Linked DNA regions of Mus musculus: region 1 is linked to region 2. Evidence: chromatin loops called from intact Hi-C (ENCODE). Cell type or tissue: left cerebral cortex. All regions are shown on one strand. Links, peaks and the distances in the headings refer to the core of each region. The heading gives the core; the rest is flanking DNA. Region 1 overlaps Tbx4 (T-box 4). Region 2 holds the start of Tbx2 (T-box 2).

Evidence for each region. Peaks named below come from ENCODE experiments on the same cell type or tissue, not always from the same donor. Only the 100,000 strongest peaks of a DNase experiment are listed, where the experiment ranks them.
Region 1: it touches region 2 in a loop (5-fold over the local background); 10 of 42 quality-filtered maps call a loop at or near these places.

What each region holds. Positions count from the first base shown.
Region 1 is chr11:85,889,397-85,892,296 of GRCm38, reverse strand. Tbx4 (T-box 4) reads right to left here. Exons shown (of 9, transcript NM_011536.3): 2 at 2,034-2,237; 3 at 1,346-1,440. The coding sequence starts at 2,234. Among named protein-coding and RNA genes, the nearest start is that of Tbx4, 4.5 kb to the right of the region's middle. RefSeq lists an enhancer at 1-958. In left cerebral cortex, for the core only: no CTCF peak of the experiment used is centred there; a DNase peak (open chromatin) is centred at 1,566.
Region 2 is chr11:85,832,390-85,835,289 of GRCm38, reverse strand. Tbx2 (T-box 2) reads right to left here and starts at 2,675. Exons shown (of 7, transcript NM_009324.2): 1 at 1,789-2,675; 2 at 403-670. The coding sequence starts at 2,183. RefSeq lists a promoter at 2,150-2,900. In left cerebral cortex, for the core only: no CTCF peak of the experiment used is centred there; a DNase peak (open chromatin) is centred at 1,242.

The sequences.
Region 1 (2,900 bases), core at 295-2,794, 57 kb before region 2:
CCTTCCCCCTCCCCTGATAGAAGCCCTAGGTGACCACGACATTTTTTTTTTTTTTTTTTGACGAAGACAAGAGGGTGGCCAAGTGTTCACGTTTCCATGTTCAACAGCGAACCAAGTTCACAATGCCTGCCAGGGACCCCCTGCACCTGTGCACCGTGCACACAACACAAAACAAGCCCTGGTTTCTTTTGAAACGAAATTTTGTCAAGTGCTTTATGGGCAGCTGAGTGATGTGGGACCTTTTCTCTTGTGGGTGAAATGGAAGCAGGTAGAGACCGCTATGGCTCTTATCTGAGGGTTGCACAGATGGAAACAGTTGAGTTGGTAAGAGAACACTCTTCCTACATTCTAGTCTGACTTCATAACTCTGTTCCTTGATGGTTTACCATCTTCTTTCTCCAAACAACAATTCTGAGGGAATGGACGTTTCTCATCTAACTTGTCCCTAGAGACCAAAACCAAGTGTATGGATGCAGAAAGGGCTGAGGACCAACAAGTTTCCTAAACCTTAACTCTCCTGTGTCTGTAGCCTTCTCCTTCACCTGACAACTGCTCTATTGGGCCACTACTGTCCCATGTCAGAAACTGCAGCACAGCCAATGTCTGCTTTACACACACTCACAGGCATGTGACTACTGGAGCATAGCATACACATACACACACACACACACACACACACACACACACACACACTGCTCTGTCTTTCTCTTCTCACCCTCTCCTCCCTCTTCTCTCCCACAGACACTAGTGCATTTTAAAGATGTTTCCACTTTATAAATCACCCTTCCCTGGCAGCCGCTGAGAGCTAGGGAGGTTCCCCAGCAACACACAGAACCGCCGGCGCCTTCCCCTAGGCTGAGGAGGGTGTTGCCCTGGGATAAGTATATTGGGGTTCACGCAGCTACCAAAAAGTTAGGGCAATTGAGACACACAACCTCATCATCCCTTCTATCAGCGGAAAGCAGATCAGGCCAGAGAAATTCACCGGAGGGCAAGCATCCCAGCAGGTGGCCCCTGGGCTGTGGCTGCCCTTATTTGCATCAGCTTTTGCCATCAGCATAATATAGCCTTTCTTTTTGAGCCTTCACAACCTCCTCCCCACTCCCGGGTCCTCAGAAGGTGTAAAAACACTTGAGGGCCCTGACCGCTGCTGTAGGGTGTGGTGCGGGGATTCCAGTGGCAGATAAATTTCCCAGTGATCCCCAGACCAGCAACCCGGAGGACCCCAGCCCCTTCAGATCCTCCTGGCTCCCACCTCCGCCCTCCACCTCCGCCCTGCCTGTGTCACTCTCCCCGGGTGACCTGCCCACCTGCCGCCCTCCCCACGGCACGCTCCCCGGCTGACCTGCCGGCCTTGGTGATGATCATCTCCGTGCCTGCCTCGTGGAACTTCTTCCACAGCTCCTTCTCATGCAGCCCCACCTTGATGTTCTCGATGGTCTGGGGATGGGAGGGAGGGAAACTGGTCTGTCTAGCTGGCCCACGGCTGGGCTCCACGCGGAGCCTGCATAGACCAACCAAGCGTGCAGATCTTGCCTGCCCCAGAGCCCACTCCTCAAGATTTCGTTTCACAAAATTATTTTGAACCGTTGGCGAATTGGAAGTCAGATTCAAACTCCCTCCTTTGGGGCTTCACCTACGGATAGGCCTACAGAGGAGTAGAGGCGACACTGCTGGCCCGAGGGACACCGAAAAAGGCTCGGAAGGTGTAGGTTGTGGTCGTGTGCAGGGTAGCGGCTCCAAAGCCGCCTCGGTGCCGCTTCTATGGCCTTCCTGTCTGTCTCCCTCCCTGGCTTTCGCCCTCTCGGGGTCCTCAGAGCTGGACATTGGTTTGGGTTCGTCCCCTGAAGCAAAGATCTCCCTACCTGGGCTGCGGCAGAGTCAGCCCCGAGGGTTGGAGGTGAGAAGGGCTCTCCCTCGAAAGCAAGACCCATGCCCCGTAGAGAATTTAAGAGCCAATAGACTCTGACCCCAGGAGTCCAGTCTGCGATCCAGGACGGGTCCAGCACAAGCAGACAGCCCAATGGCCTTACCTGCTCCGCGGCGGCAGCGGCGGCGGCGGCGACGTCGGCGCCCTGGCCCGGTGGGCTGCTGAGCGCTGCTCCACTAAGGCCCGGCGTGGCCAGCGCGGGTTCGGGGGCGTTGGTGGTGCTAGTGTTGCTGGCCTCCCCGAGAGCTGGGCCCGGGGCCCTGAAGGCCTCCTCGCTCTCGGACAGGCCCTTATCCTGCAGCATCTCCTGCGGGCACAGCACACGCCGAGTTACTCGGCCAGATCCACACTGGCTAGAGGCCCTGTGGCCCTGTGAAGAGTCCCCCAGGCTTTGAGTGGGCACCCCTGCACACGTGGACCCCGCCCCCTTCTGAGCTGGGGGAGGGAGCATGCTGGAGGGCAGGACACTAGCCTCCTCCCTTCAGGTTCTGGACCGGGGAGGGTCTACGTGCAGTTTAAGGTCTGACTGCCCCCAAGGCTTGGGGCTGTATGAGGAGTAGGTCTTGAAGAAAGACCGCCTTCTAGGCATGGTCTCAGCTCGTTCGGGGTCCCTCCCTCTTTCAACTACAGTCTAAGGCCTGGGTCTTCTTGTCCATTCAGAAATAGCTAGGGTCTCACTTTTGGCCCAGGGTATCCAGGACACTCCTGGGACTTACAGGAGAGGAGACCTAGGCCTGAAATTAGGAACCGGGTTCCTGCAGCCCCATATCCGAGGGCCCCAACCCCAAACTGTGGTGCTTCAGGCCTGCTTATTCCAGGTTCTCGGAATAAGGCTTCTAACCTCACACCACATTCTCCTCAGCCAAGAAGCGCCCTCTCTCTTGGGGTCCCTCTGATCCAGACCCTGAACTCTGCCAGGGGGCTCCCCAACCTGTCCTCACATTCGCACAAGCTGGCTCACACATTCCCT
Region 2 (2,900 bases), core at 103-2,602:
CCATAGGGTAAGGGTTAGCTACAGGAGACAAGCAGGTGTCCAAGCTGCATATCTCCAAGTCCTTAGCAGGGTGACCTCCACAGGACTCGGGCGGCTTGACCCATTCCTTACAGCACCTGCTTCACCCTTGATTCTAGGAGGGGCTCTCAAAATTCTGTTAGAAAGAAACTGAGATTGAGAGCAGCCTGGAGCTTTCCACAAACAGTCGACATACTTTTCCTCAGGCTTGCAGAACAGGGCTCTGGAAGCCTAGGCCCAGTTTGCCTGGGCCACAGACAGGGGCACTGTGGGTGGGGGGTGTTCAACTAATGCTCCCCTCTAGAAATCCTCTAGCTTCCTTCTACCCACTCGACTGTGGGGGCCCCTGGGCTCTCAACACCTTCCCAACCTGCCCACACTCACAAAGCCATGCTTGTCAGAAATGTTGTTGGTCAGCTTCAGTTTGTGGAAGGCCACAGGCTTGGCCATCCACTGTTCCCCTGTGGCCGGACTGTCCGGGTGGATGTACATGCGTTTAGGCATCTCGGGGTCGGCTTTGCCTGCCACCATCCAGCGGGAGTTGTGAAACTTATAGCGGCAGTCATCGGCAGCCACGATGTCCATTAGCAGGATGTATTTGGCTTTCTTGTCCAGGCCGCTGACTCGCACCTTGAAGGGGGGGAACATCCGCCTCGGAGGGAGGGAAGGGGGACATGCCATTGGGACCCGGCTCTTTTTTGTCCCTTTACCTTCCCGACAATGACATGACATCCTACTTGAAGCTTCCCTATCTACATAATTTGTCACAATGTCCTCCACTTGTGCTGTGTTGCTACCTGGAAAGACCCAGCCTGTGCTTCTTACTCCCAAGACATCCTATTTCTGCCGGCCAGAGCCTGTTTTGTAAAGCTTTGGATGCGTTTTGCACTCAGTCTGGAGACCTTTCCTCCACTCTGATCTAAGATGAGGGTTGATGCCCAGGAAAGGAAACTAGGCCCTTTAGAGATACACTAGGCTTTTCTGAATTGCCTTGAAATTCGTAGAGAGGAAATAAACTCTTGGGACAGGGCTTGAAGAAATAAACTATCAAGGTCTTTGTCTGGGAGAAACGATTTAGAGGCTTAATCAGGGAACCCTAGCCTAGAATTTCGGGGGAACAGGGTGAACCTGAGGCCTGGACTTTCAGAGACTGGAGTGCTGGGAAGATTGGGGATTTTATTTTTCTTCTGGCTTTAAGGCCTCAAGAGGTGGCTGGTCCAGTGCTCCAAGCTCCAAGGACAAGCAAGACTCTCTCCAAGGCCTAGCTGTGGGCTGGACAACTCTCTGCCGGAACCAAGTGGTCAGCCTGGAGCTAGCAGGAGGCGGGATGCTAGTCCCACTATGGACTCCAGTGATCAGAGCGGAGAATCCGGGAAAGATCCCTTTTCTTAGGAACTTCCAGACCGTCCAGGAGACGGAAAAAACAAAAACAAAAACAAAACAAAACAAAACAAAACAAAACAAAAAAAAAACAGTGAGACCGCAAGGGGCTGTGGAGACCCGCCAGAGTCTCCGGGGCTTTGAGACTCAGAACAGTTGGGACTATTCTTTAGGAACGTGTTTTCGTTTTATTTCAATCGAGAGATGTTTGCTTTTCTTTTTCTTTTTTAATTCGCTCCGGAGCCAAACGGAAAAAAAAAAAAGTCAGCTTGCTTGTCTGTGGAAAGGAGTGTGGCGCCAGGGCCGGAGCGGGGGCAATCCGAGAGAGCATCGACCCAGTGGTGGTGGGTGCTGTGCGGTCCCCGAGCCCGCCCGCCCGGCCCGTCCTACCTCCCGGACTTGGTGATGACCATCTCGGTGCCCAGCTTGTGGAACTGGTCCCACAGCTCCTTGGCCTCCAGCGTCACCTTGGGGTCGTCCTCCACCTCGTCCTCGGGTTCCAGGCTCTTGAGCGAGCGCAGATGCGCGGCGGGCGGGTGCGGGCCGAGTGCCGAGACGTGCAGCCCCGCCTCGGCCGCCGCCGCCGCCGCTGCTGCCGCGGCCGCCGCCCCCGCCAGGCCCGGGTCCGGCAGAGGCTTGCCTAGCGCGCCGGGCGGCAGCGCTAGCGCCGGGAAGAAGGAGGGCTGCGCTGCCGCCAGGAAGGCGGACATGGGGAAGTCGGCGGGCCGTGGCGCGTGGAACGGGTGGTAAGCCATGGCGCTGGCTGCCAGCGCCGGCTCTCTCATCGGGACATCCGGCCCAGGCTCCTGGGAGCCGGGGCCGGGGCCGGGGGCGCGCGCCTCGGACCCCCGGCCCGGGCGGCGGCGCGCGCGGAGGACGGACGGCCCGGGCGGCGGGCGCGGCAGCGGCTTCTCCCGGCTCCCCGTCCCGCGCACCTCAAGGGGCGCAGGGCTCTGGACGCGGGGGCGGAGGGGGCGCTGCGCGGGGCTGGGCTGGGCTGGGCTGGGCTGGGCTGGCCGGCTCCGGCGCCGGGGACCACGCGCGACTGGTTAGATCTTGTCCTGATCTCTGGAAAACTGTGACTATCTCACATGTCCTGCCCTGTTCGGATCCCCTGCGCTAACGAGCCAGGCCCCCCTTGATTGCTGATTTTACGCTTTTTGGACCAATTGTGGGTCTCCGGGGGCGGGGTTTTGACAGCTCAGGCCAAGCTCTGGACGGGAGGGGAGGCCAGGGAGAAGGTGTCGGAAGCCTCAGCAGTAAGAAAACATGTCAACAGAATAAAATATTAACCAATGACGGGCCAGCGGGCCCCGAGACCCCTCCCCCTGGCCTGGCCCCCACCTCGCCGCCCGCGCCCGCCGCTGCCTGGGCGAGGGCTGGAAAGCGCAGAGGACCGATCTGACCCGCCGTAAGGGCCTGAGGCAGGGGGCGCCCGGGTCCCGGGGCCTTGGGGAAGGACCCCCTAGCCGCATGCCGGCCCCAAGTGCAAAGCATTGACA